Linked DNA regions of Homo sapiens: region 2 is linked to region 1. The links are chromatin loops, found by intact Hi-C in ENCODE. Cell type or tissue: OCI-LY7. All regions are shown on one strand. Links, peaks and the distances in the headings refer to the core of each region. The heading gives the core; the rest is flanking DNA.

Region 1 (7,344 bases), core at 2,679-5,178:
CCCCAGACACCCCAGATACTCCAGACACCCCAGACACTCCAGATACTCAGACACCCCAGATACTCCAGACACCCCAGACACCCCAGATACTCCAGACACCCCAGACACCCTAGATACTCCAGACACCCCAGATACTCCAGATACCCCAGACACCCCAGATACTCCAGACACCCCAGACACTCCAGATACTCAGACACCCCAGATACTCCAGACACCCCAGACACCCCAGATACTCCAGACACCCCAGACACCCTAGATACTCCAGACACCCCAGACACCCCAGATACTCCAGACACCCCAGACACTCGATACTCCAGACACCCCAGATACTCCAGACACCCCAGACACTCCAGACACCCCAGATACTCCAGACACTCCAGACACCCCAGACACCCTAGATACTCCAGACACTCCAGACACCCCAGATACTCCAGACACCCCAGATACTCCAGACACTCCAGACACCCCAGACACCCTAGATACTCCAGACACTCCAGACACCCCAGAGACTCCAGATACTCCAGACACCCCAGATACTCCAGACACCCCAGATACTCCAGACACCCCAGACACTTGCTCCTTTCTGAGTCTGCAGCCTCAGGGCCTTTGAGCCTGCTGTCTCCCAGCTGAACCCTCTTCTCCTCCTGCTCCCTGAGACCCTGCCCCAGGCCTCCCTGATGTGGGGTCAGTGCCTGTGACCTGCCTGGACCCCTTCTGTGTGGCCCACCTTGGGTGGAGTCACTCGAGCGTGCCGGGCCTGGGCTGTGGGGCCGGGTCCCATGGGGTCACAGTGGAAGATGCTGCGGCAGGGAAAGGGCTGAGGAGCTGAGCAGAGCTGCTGCAGATGGGAAGGCAGCGCTGGCTCGGGGGCGACAAGGAGCAGGGATGCGCGGCCTCGGCCACACACCCGGGTCTGTGTCAGGGTCTCCTGGGGCTGCTGTAACAGAGGTCTACAAACTAGGGGCTTAAAACAGCAGGACATGGATACTCTCCCCGTTCCGGAGGCCAGACAGGACATGGATCCTCTCCCCGTTCCGGAGGCCATAGTCGGAAACCAGGTGTCACAGGGACCCCTTTGAGGCTCCCTCCGAGGCTCCAGGGGGGATCCTTCCTGCCTCTTCCAGCTTCTGATGCCCCCGGCATTCCTTCGCTTGTGGCCGCATTGCTCCGTCTGTACCTCTGTCTTCACATGGCCCCTTCCTTCTGTGTCCCTCTGCCTTTCGAAGGGCACCTGCCATTAGATTTAGGTTTTACTCTAATCCAGGAGGATCTCATCTCAAAATGTTTATCTTAATCACCTCTTCAAAGACCTTTCCCAGATGTGGTCAACTCCCAGGATGCAGAGGGGCTAGGACTTGAACACACCTTTTCTGGGGGCACATCCAGCCCACTGCATCCTGGGTCTGCTGCTCCTGGGCTGACAGTGAGCTGGGGTGAAGCCCACTCCCCAGAGCCTCCAGGGTCTCACGTGTCCTCCCTCGGTGGAAAGTGGGCCGCAGCACTGTTGCCACTGTCACATGGGCCTCAGCTCTACTCTATGGGCCTCCTGCATGGGCCTCCAGGGAAGGCTCTAAGACTGTGGAATTCAGAGCAATTGCTGTCTCCAAGGAAGCCTGTAAAACTCTGGAATTCAGAGCAATTCCTCCTGACAGCCAGGTGGGCCAAGAACCTGGAGGACTCCAGGGGCGAACTGACAGCTGCATTTCCTGCTCTCCAAAGGGAAGCATTTTGTCCTCAGAGGGATGTCTCTAAGTGTCCACCAGGTGCACCTGTGCCCGGCTGCAGAGTAGCACCTGCTCCAGGTGAGTTTCGGGCTCTTTGAGCTGTCCAGGCCTCAGGAAACCACAGATGGGAGGAATGGATGATCTCGGTCTTCAGTAATGAACCCAGCAGGGTTCACGGCCGCCTCTCCTGTTATCCGAGGGGGCTGGAGGCAGTGCCTGTGTCTGCCCCAGCCCATGGCCTGACAGGCCACGCTGGCCGCTCACCTGCACCTCCTGGGGTGCGTCAGGCGCTGGGTGTGAGCAGTGGAGTGAAAAACCTGCTCAGCCACAGCGCGTCGACCTCACCAGGGCTGCGGCACACCAGAAAGAAGGACTTCCACCCCTGCCCTGACCCACACACTCTTTGCAAGTTCAGAGGCTACCTGGTCACTATGGAGCAAGGCCAGGCCGACACCTCAATGGCCTCCCTCCCCACAGTGCCAGCCCTCAATGGCCTCCCTCCCCACAGTGCCAGCGTATATGCGAGGGTCCCATCCCCGACTCGCACACCCTCAGGCTTATACATGGGGCTCCCTCATCAGACACTGTTATCAACGACCACAGAGCCCCAAGAGAAGCAGGGACCCCAGACATCTTAGCGGATTCTTATAACGATCTGTTCCCTGGGACACCAGCCCCATTTACAGATGAGTAAACTGAGCCTCTTGGGGTGATGCCACTTGCTAGAACTGCTCACACAGCAACAGGGGAGTCAGGACCAAGGCCACGCCAAGGGCCTTGATGTCAAAGGCTGTGCTTCTCCCTCTCACCCTGTCTCTCACACCCAGCACAGTGGGAGCCCCTGGAGTGTCCAACATCTCCTCCGAGACCACTGCCAGCCTCCTCAGAACAGCCTCTGAAGCTCAGACTGGGAGGCAGATTCCAGAGGTCCCCTGAGCACCCCTCACAACGGGAAGGGACCACCCTCTGCCCAGCTGTGGCTCTGTCCCAGGGCAGGGGTGGGGCCCATGGGCCCTGTTGCAGCCATGGTGAGGCTCTGCCAAGAACCTTGGGTGCCAATCCATGGGCTGGGAGCTTTCTCGTTGACCAGGGAGGCAGGCCAGTCCAAGGGGCTCCTGGGTGGTGTCAAATTGCATGGAATGGAAATTAGACCTCAAGCAGCCTCTGCCTCTGAGACGGGAGATTCTTTGTTTGCTCTTAGTGGGTAAATTCCAGCCCCTTGGCCTCTCCCCTGCGATTCTGCTGACTTAATTTGGGCTTTTGTCTGGGGCGGCCCCCGGAGGGGATTACCCGAGGGTCCTATTACAGTTCCCAAGTCTGGCCCTGCTAATGAGTTCAGGGGCAGGTGGCAAGGTGAGCTCCAGGGTGTTTCCATGTCACCCTGGGAACAGCATCTGCAGGGCTTGGCCCAGGTGCTGAGAGCGCTTCCTGGGTGCCGGCTGAGCAGACACAGGGCTGGGTTGGCCATGGCCAGGAGAGCCAGGTGACCACACAGGCAGTGCCCCTGGGTTACAGGGCTGACAGACCAGCAGACAGGCGGGCAAACAAGCCACATACCAGGAAGAGACTTTGACCTGGTTATGAGGGCTCTGAAGAAAAGGAGGTGGGAAGAGACGAGAGAGGGCCTGTCTGGGGCAGAGACGTGGGCCAGGGAGGGCCTCCCCTGGGTGGGGGACATTTAAACGGAAGCTTTGATGCCTCACTGGAACCACCCCTGTGTGGGTCACTGAAGAGGCCTTGCAGCCACAGAACACAGCAAGTGCTAAGGCCCTGAGGCTGGCAGGAGCCGTCGTGCCCAGGAGTGGGAAGGAGGCTGCCACATGGAGGAGACAGAGGCGCCCAGAACACAGGGGGATGGGTGGGAGCTGGCGGGAGAGGACAGGGTCTGAGGCTCGGTGGGGACCTAAGTAGAAGGGGCTAGGCAGGGAGTGACCTCATCTGATTGGCTGTGTCACCCAGGCCCGTGGGGAAGATGGATGGGGCAGAAAGGGGCATCCACAGGATCTGCAGGGGTCCCAGGGCCATGTCAGCATGGGGCCACCAGGTGGGAGGGGAGCTGCCCTGGGGCCAGTGTGGGGTCCTCTGTGGCTGACCAGAGGGTGGGCGGGCAGCCTCTGCAATGAGATGGGGCTGTAGGGTATGCCTGAGCCCAGGTGCCAGCCAGGGGGCAGCACAGGCCCCCAGCGATGGGGGGACTGGGCTGCGCCAGGTGGGCTCCACTTCACAGAAGAGGAAACGGAGGGTCAGGGAGGGTCAGAGGCAGTGCCCTGGTGACACAGCAGGGGGGCCCAGCCAGGATCAAACCCCTGCCCGGGATGCCAACCTGCCCTAGTGACCACCAGTGCTGGGGCCCACCTCTCTGGGGGTTCCCGATCTGGGTTGGCACCCCTGCCCCTGCTGGGTCTACAGAGGGGAGCTCAGCCCGGGCACAGCCGGGTCCCCCATCGCTGGGCGGCCTCTACTGCCCCCTGGCTGCCACTCTGGCCCAAGCAGCATCAACTCGACCAACTATAACCTCGAGACTGTCTGGGCCCAACCTGGGATTTTGCAAACAGGTTCACCAAATTGTCAATTAAGTGAAAATCAATCTCCAGCCATTCATCACAGGCTGCTGGGGCCGCGCACAGGCCGCCATCGATCGGGGCCCCTGGGGAGCGATTGAGGCCAAGTGCAGCCCACATCTGCTGCATCAGGGCAGACGCCACGATCCATCATCCCAAACAGCCGAGGCGCCCACCCGGGGGCCCGGGCTTGCCCAGGAGGGAGGGCGGGTGGAAGGGGCACAGCGCCCTTGGAACCTTTCAATGCTCTGGCCACAGTGCCGGATCCCTGAAAGCCCCTTCCCTCTCCATCAGGCCCCATGGCCCTGTCCTCCCCGTCTCACCCAGCCCTTCTCCCAGTGACAGGGGTGGGGGCACTCTGAGGTCTCTCTATGAAGGGCCATTGCTCTGACGCCGTGGCAGGGGCTGGGGGAAGCAAGGTGGAGGAATCTGGTCCTCTCCCCGTCCTCAGCCTCCCCTCTCTGTTTGACCTTTCGGGAGAGCCCCCTCTGCCTGGCTGTGCACACTGGGCACCCTGACCTCTCTTCTCTTTCACTATTGTTTGTCCCCTCCTCTCCCAACCTGGCACAAGGCTGTGAGCCTGCAAGGCACCTTAAATGCACTGGGCCGAGCTTCAGGGCCTCCCCCTCTGTGAGGTCAAAGTCCAGTGAGGCCCCATCTAGGGTGTCAGTGCCCAGACAGCAGGGCTGGGATGCTCCCCCGAGGACAGAGCACTCCTCCATAACTTCCGCAAGAGTCCCTGCACATGCGGGGAAAACGGCCCAGAAATGCCCAGATTTCCAGAATTTCTTTGCAGTGGAGCCTGCAGCTTGTCACTTTGATGCCCTCCTGCAGACAGCCCCCCAGGCCCCTCATGCAGGGGCTCCACCAGCTCAGACTTCTGGACCCTCCCCGCAGGCTTTCAGGGGCTGAACATAGGGCTGGGACGTGCCATCAGTCCCGTGTGGGCTGTAGCCCAGTAAGCTGATGGAGCCTCGGGGAGAAGGGCCCCTTCTGAGCACCAGGTCTAGGGCTGACTGGCCACCTGGGTGTCCTCGTTGGACAGAAGAGGACGTGGAGGGGAGAGCTTCCAGCCCCTCTTCCTGGGCTTCATTGAGGTGGAGACCAGCAAGGGCTGGTCACTGCCAGCGTCCCCTCCTCTCCTTGCCCCCTCCTTGGCCACAGGAGTCCAGCTGGACATGAGGGCTGTTCCACGAGAGCCAGAAAGCAGCAGGGTCACATGGGACAAGGGCCTTCAAAGTGTTGAGACCTGCCGACCTTCCAGTTGCACTTCTGGGGTCAATTCACGCCAGCCATCTGGCCTACGTGGCTCAGACACTGCAGAAGGAGGCAGAGAGGACAAGCTGCCCGACCCTCATGGTGCTAAGGCAATTGTCATCAGTCTGAGGGCGAGAAAAGCCTTTTGCGTGAAGGCATCCTGGGAGCATCATTCATTCATTCATCAAGAAATAGTTATTAAACCCTTAAGGGACTGTTGCTTCCAATCATGATGAAATAACAGGGGCTGCATTTGCTCTCGTGCTAAGATGTACAGAATACACGGTTTTCTGACACCGAAAGCCAGGCGGCATAGTACAGTGATCCCTGAGAGATGGGAAGCGAGGGAGGCAGCCCTACAGTGGCTCCAGCTCACTGCCAGGCCTCAAGGTAGGAAGGGGAAACCCAAAGAGAGTCCCCATTCCTGCAAGTTGACAAAACAAAGTTGAAAAGTTGGGGAGACCAGGACAAAGAGCCGGAGGGGAGAGAGCTGGGTGAAAGGAGAGAGTTGTACAGAGAGAGGGAGAGCTCCAGAGACCGGCAGGGGGGTCCCCTCCGCTCAGCAGCCGAGGACTGACCAGCCCATGCATGTGAGGACACCACCCGAGGCTGGGAAAGGACCACAGGGGAGTCGCAGAGGGAGCAGTCCTTGTAACTATATGGGGCTGAGAGTAGTTCATGCCGCCATCAGCCACAGTGAAAAGACCCCATAACACATGGGGTATCGGGTGGAGTACCCTGCAGGGTATTGTTTTAGGACAGGGGCAAAATTAGCCCTGAACAGAAGGTGCTCTAGTCTAACATGATAACAACACTCAAGGTCGAGCCTCCGAAGGATCAAACCCTTTCCAGTAATTTAACAATGGGTGAAACAAAGCTCAAGAATATTTACAGGAATACGGCCGGGCGCGGTGGCTCACGCCTGTAATCCCGGCACTTTGGGAGGCCGAGGCGGGTGGATCACGAGGTCAGGAGATCAAGACCATCCTGGCTAACACGGTGAAACCCCGTCTCTACTAAAAATACAAAAAAAATTAGCCAGGCGTGGTGGCGGGCACCTGTAGTCCCAGCTACTCAGGAGGCTGAGGCAGGAGAATGGCGTGAACCCGGGAGGTGGAGCTTGCAGTGAGCCGAGATCGCACCACTGCACTCCAGCCTGGGCGACAGAGTGAGACTCTATCTCAAAAAAAAAAAAAAATATTTATAGGAATACAAAAGTATCCAGCACACAACAAGATACAATTCACTGCCGGGCGCGGTGGCTCACATCTGTAATCCCAGCACTTTGGGAGGCCAAGGTGGGTGGATCACAAGGTCAGAAGATGGAGACCATCCTGGCTAACACGGTGAAACTCCGTCTCTACTAAAAATACAAAAAATTAGCTGGGCGTGGTGGTGGGCACCTGTAATCCCAGCTACTCAGGAGGCTGAGGCAGGAGAATGGCTCAAACCCGGGAGGCGGAGGTTGCAGTGAGCCGAAACTGTGCCACTGCACTCCAGCCTGGGCGACAGAGCGAGACTCAGTCTCAAAAAAAAAAAAAAAAAAAAAAGATACAATTCGCAATGTCTGGCATCCAAACAAAAATGATCAGGCCTGGAAAGCAGCAGGAGAAAAAGAACCCATCCTGAGATCAACCAATACAATTACTCAGAATGGCACAGATGAGCGGGTTCATCAGGGACATTAAGCTGTTCATATAGCCACGTTCCGTAGGTTCAAGAAGGCAGAGGGAAGATGGAGCATGTTAAAGACAGACATGGAAGACTTCAATCAAATTCTTTTTTTGTTTTTTTTTTGTTTG
Region 2 (4,664 bases), core at 2,047-4,546, 56 kb before region 1:
ACGGGAAGATAGAAACTAGGAAACATGCAGGAGAGGTGGCCAGAGGAGGGCAGGGTGTGATGTGGCCAGCAAGTGCCTGGGGCAGCAGGGATGTGCTGTGTGTTTGTTTGTGTAGGTAACATGCCCTAAGACAAATCTGAGAAACCACAGATGGGACCAGATCCCACCGTGAAAACCAAATCCTGGCAAACATCTTGGAACGTTTTCTTCTTCCCGTCTTTTGTTTTTGCTGTTTCTAGGCCGGCTTGATGATGTCACACGGCCGTGATTCTGTTGTGTGTGCAGTCTGGGCTCTCAGAGCAACTTTTTGTTTTGTTACATGTTCTTTCTGGGCACAAAGGTGCTTTTTTTTAAAAAAAGTGTGGAATAAAAATGTGTTATAGAAATTCCCAATAAACAGAATGAAACCATGTGGAATTGTGAGCCAGATAAAAGGCCACAGAAATGAGACACTTCGCCAGGATGCACGGGCTGAGGAGCCGGGGCTGTGGAGGGGTCCGCCCGTGAGCTGCCCACGGCGGGGCTGCTGGGAGCACCTCCTGTTTCCGCGTCCCGTGCCGTCTGCTGCGCTGACTGGGTGAGAGCATGAACCCTTCTTCCTCAGTTCCATGTGGTCTGAGGCTTGGGCAAGGAGTGGCCGGGGATGCAGAGAGCTCGTGTCGCTTCTCCCTCATCCACTGAAAGTGGCCTCAAAACCTGAATTGGTTTCACTTAGCCAGCGTAAGCGGGAACGGTATTTGGTCATTGTTTCTGAAAGAGGTTTCTTTCTTTTTTATTTTTAAATTACAGGGAGAAAAGGCCAGTATCTGAAACAGAGCTGTGGTATATTATGTAGAAAAATAGCAATCTGAACCGCTAACACACACAAGCCTTCATATTTGTACAGAGTCTGGTGATATGTTCCGTCTCTTCCAGGCATGCTTTTAACAGAACCTCTGGAGTTTGAGATCATAGCTCGCTCTCAGAAAAGACTCTTACTCTTTTTACATGATTTATAGTGGAATCATTGATTTAGACAAGTGGGCAGAATCGGAATACAAGGCAAAAAAGAGCCTCATCAGTATCTCAGTGACAGGCAGACATAACGTTCCCTCCCGTTCAGAAATCACTGGGCTTCCGGTCACAAGGCTGTGCCAGGGCAGCACCCCACGTGGCTGGCTCCATTCCTCCAGGCAGGTCCATTTGCTGGGTGCCTGGGTCTCGCCTCTGCACCTGCCTCTCCCACGGTGCGGCGTGCCCTGCCACACTGCCGACTCTGCTGAGGCCTCCAGGCTCCAGGATAGCCAGCACCCATCCCTTGACCCAGTGGTGCCCCTTTAGGCTGTCCCCTCAAAGTCTCAGGGCCTGGAAGGACCCCTACAGAGTGAGGAGCCAGGAAATATTTGTGAATTGTTGGCAGTGCAATTTTTACATCCCAGAGGAAGAACACAAATCTTTTAAAAAGAAAACCTCACTGGTCAGCTTCGGAAACCATGACTTTGATACTGGTGACTGAAGCACGAGCCAGGCACTCCCCTTCCTCATGTGAGTCATTCCGCTGGGTTGCAGTGAGGGCAGGTCTCTCTTTACAGAATTGTCCCAGCTCATCATGAGCAAACGGTGAGAGATGACACGTCACCATTTCACTGCAGCCCTGGTGCATTAATGCATTTAGGTCGTGATCACTAAGGAGAGAGGCGTCGCTTGCCTCTGGGTGGAAGCATGTTCCACTACCTACAAAGTAATGTCACCAAACAAATCAGACAAGAATCTAGATCTGAGTGCCCTGTTACAGAAATGCCAGGAGTCCGGGATGTTGTCAGTCAAACCCAGAGAAGGAAAGTGCCAGGACCCACCAGCAGTAACCAACAAGCCTCGCTGGGATCTTGATTCAAACAAACTTTAAACGAACAAATAGGGACTTTTTTTTTTTCTTAAGGTGGAGCCTCCCCCTGTCGCCGGCTCACTGCAGCCTGTGCCTTCCGGGCTCAAGCGGTCCTCCCACCTCAGCCTCTCCAGTAGCTGGGACCGCAGGTGTGCGCCACCAACGCCCAGCTAATTTTTTGTATTTTTTTTTTAGAGACAGGGTTTTACCATGTTGCCCAGGCTGGTCTCAAACTCCTGGGCTTAAACGATCTGCCCACCTCGGCCTCCCAAAGTGCTGGGATTCCAGGCATGAGCCACCATGCCCAGTGGAGAGCCTTCATCTTTCAGAGGCAAAGCCTGGTGGGTTTTGTGTAGAAATGACGTGCTGAGATTTGTTGTGGGACAGTTCTGAAAGTGGGTGGAGACTTTGGCAAAACAGGATTCACCTTGAGCTGATAATTATTGATCCAAGAGGTAGAATGTGTGGGATTTGTTACATTTTTATCTCTATTTTATTTGCATGTTAGAAATTTTCCATAGCAAAAACTTTAGAGATAGGAACAAAAAAATTTATGGTTCCTTTTAGCCTCCCCAAAATGGCATAGGTGTTCCAGGGTTTGCGGGCAGTGTCTGGGATGGTGTTGGAAACCACTTCACATGTGTCTGTGCACGCATCCTTGCCTTGAAAGACCCTGCTCAGATGCTGCCAGTACTCGCTGGAGTGAGAACACGGGAATGTTTTTGCCAAACAGCCTGGACCGTATCTGATTAATCTGCACGTACTTGCTTGCTGTCCTGACTTAAGTGCCGGCCGCTGACAGCCGCGTCTGTTACCAGCGCTTTCATCCATCAGGGTGTCATTTAATTAGGGGCCCACAGCCTTGTCCCTGCTCCGTGATGTGCAGGTTCAGCACAAATCCGCTTGTTCTGTGACTATCTGTGGTAGGAGAGGCATCGTGCTGTTGGTGGAGTTCTCTCTCCTAGCTCCACATAGACGCTCTGTGTGATGAGGGCCTAACTGATGACCTAGAGGGGGCAGGTGGGCTGGTCTCGCAGGTGGCCGCAGCCTGGAGTGGGGACTGCTGGGTCCTGGGCTTCCCGGGAGTCCAGTGCTCACCACACTGAAGGTCATGCTCCTGCTTTTCAGACTGGGCCAGTGCCATTCGCGTCGCAGCTCTGGACTGCATGGAAGAGAAGAACCAGGCCGTGTGCCATGACTACGACATCCACTTCTACCCCACCTTCCGGGTGAGTATCACGCGGCTGCTTGTCCGTTGAAATTCACCTTCTACCCCACCTTCCAGGTGAGCATCACGCGGCTGCTTGTCTGTTGAAATTCGCCACATCATAGTGCCTGTGTTTTCGGCTTCTCTGGCTCTCTCCTTGGAACTTCGTAGGAATTGTAGGAGCTGATGTTTGGTGGGGGCAGCTCTTGTTCCACCCTGTTGTGCTGTGGAAGTGTCTGTGGGACTGTCCACGCTCACACAGACCCGGTCACATGGAGGGGATGCGTGAAAAGACCCCCTGCAGCCTGCACGGCCAGGGGGCGCAAGGAGACCAGGACTGCGAGGGCTGGCACCCCAGCCTGAAGCCACGCGTGTGGTCCGTGTACCATGGGGCTCTCACACATGCACACTCATGCACACACACACGCACACACAGGCACAGGGCCTCTGCCTTCCCCAGCCAAAGTCAGCCCTGCAGACAAGGCTGTGCCCATTGCTCCCACTAGGGGGCGGAGGTACCTGTGACCCTGTTGCAGGCCCGTGCATAGCATGTGTGTACCTGCGGGTGCCACTGCCTCCTGCGTGCCTTGACATGGACATCTCCAGAAACGTGGGCGCCTTGGGCCCACTTCCTGGGAAGCTTTGTCAATTTGAGTAAAACTCCGTCCTTGTCAGCCCTGGTGCCTTGCTGTGTGGTGTGGTGTCATGTCATGGTGGCTTCGCTTGTATTTTGGGGGCTGTTGTTTTCACTGTGCTGGCAGCACCTGTGGTCCTGCCCTAACAGGTGCCACGCTGGGCGGCACCGGTGTCAGCCCTGCCCCAGGGCCTCTCGGGGCCTGTGTCGCACACTTGCTTGCCTGCCTCTGCGTGTGATTACGTCAGCATGGCTTCCTGTTGTATTTTGATTTTGCTTCAGACACAGTTCACACTGTGCTGTATGTAAACTTTCGGGCCCTCTTTCTGTTACTTAATGGGACATTGCCCAGATCCACTACGATGCTCATTGGATGGGATTGTCCAGTGACGTCACTCTGAGAACCAGAGCCCCCCGTTGCCAGGTGTGTGGGCTCTTCCAGGCTTTGGTGGCTTTGAACGGCGCTGCTGTGCGCCTTCCCGGGCAAGGGGAGAGCTGAGGCTGGGAGAGAAGCCACTGGGCCGCGAACCGGGTCTGTGCACAACAGACCTGCAGGGCCAGCAGTGTCAGGCAGTTTTGTGCTCGCCCAGGGACCAGTGCAGCAGGAAGCACTGGCGGCTTCGTTTGCATTTCCCTGGCGGCTGCAGTGCCAGCACATCTGGCTTTGTGGGCCGTGGGTGTCATGGGTGAAGTGTCTTCCTGTCATCTGCACGTTTCCCTCTTAGCTGGCCAGTGCTTTTCTTACCGACCTCATCTCCGCCATCATGTAACCTTGTCTCGTCGCTGTCTCTAACGTACCCTTTGATGAAGAAAGTTTTTAATGTTAACATAAGAACCTAATCATCCACTCAGAGATACTGCGTGGTGTCTCCTCCTCCTGCACATCCTCCGTGTTGTCACAGCTAACGCTACAGCTAACCATTAAGACATAGGCTCACTACCAAGTCCCAGAGAGCGGT

The links. Hi-C counts contacts between places; a loop is a spot of excess contacts. Peaks named below come from ENCODE experiments on the same cell type or tissue, not always from the same donor. Only the 100,000 strongest peaks of a DNase experiment are listed, where the experiment ranks them.
Region 2: it touches region 1 in a loop (6-fold over the local background); 8 of 110 quality-filtered maps call a loop at or near these places.

What each region holds. Positions count from the first base shown.
Region 1 is chr9:136,167,306-136,174,649 of GRCh38, reverse strand. No RefSeq gene overlaps it. Among named protein-coding and RNA genes, the nearest start is that of LHX3, 34 kb to the left of the region's middle. RefSeq lists enhancers at 4,253-4,903, 4,904-5,555. In OCI-LY7, for the core only: CTCF peaks have their summits at 4,001 and 4,212 (motif pointing left); a DNase peak (open chromatin) is centred at 4,189.
Region 2 is chr9:136,225,203-136,229,866 of GRCh38, reverse strand. It overlaps QSOX2 (quiescin sulfhydryl oxidase 2), which reads left to right. Exons shown (of 12, transcript NM_181701.4): 2 at 2,993-3,093. Among named protein-coding and RNA genes, the nearest start is that of QSOX2, 18 kb to the left of the region's middle. RefSeq lists enhancers at 543-1,742, 3,823-4,042, 4,173-4,252, 4,433-4,482. In OCI-LY7, for the core only: CTCF peaks have their summits at 3,370 and 3,583 (motif pointing right); DNase peaks (open chromatin) are centred at 3,596, 3,936 and 4,346; H3K4me3 peaks cover 1,356 bases; H3K27ac peaks cover 2,500 bases.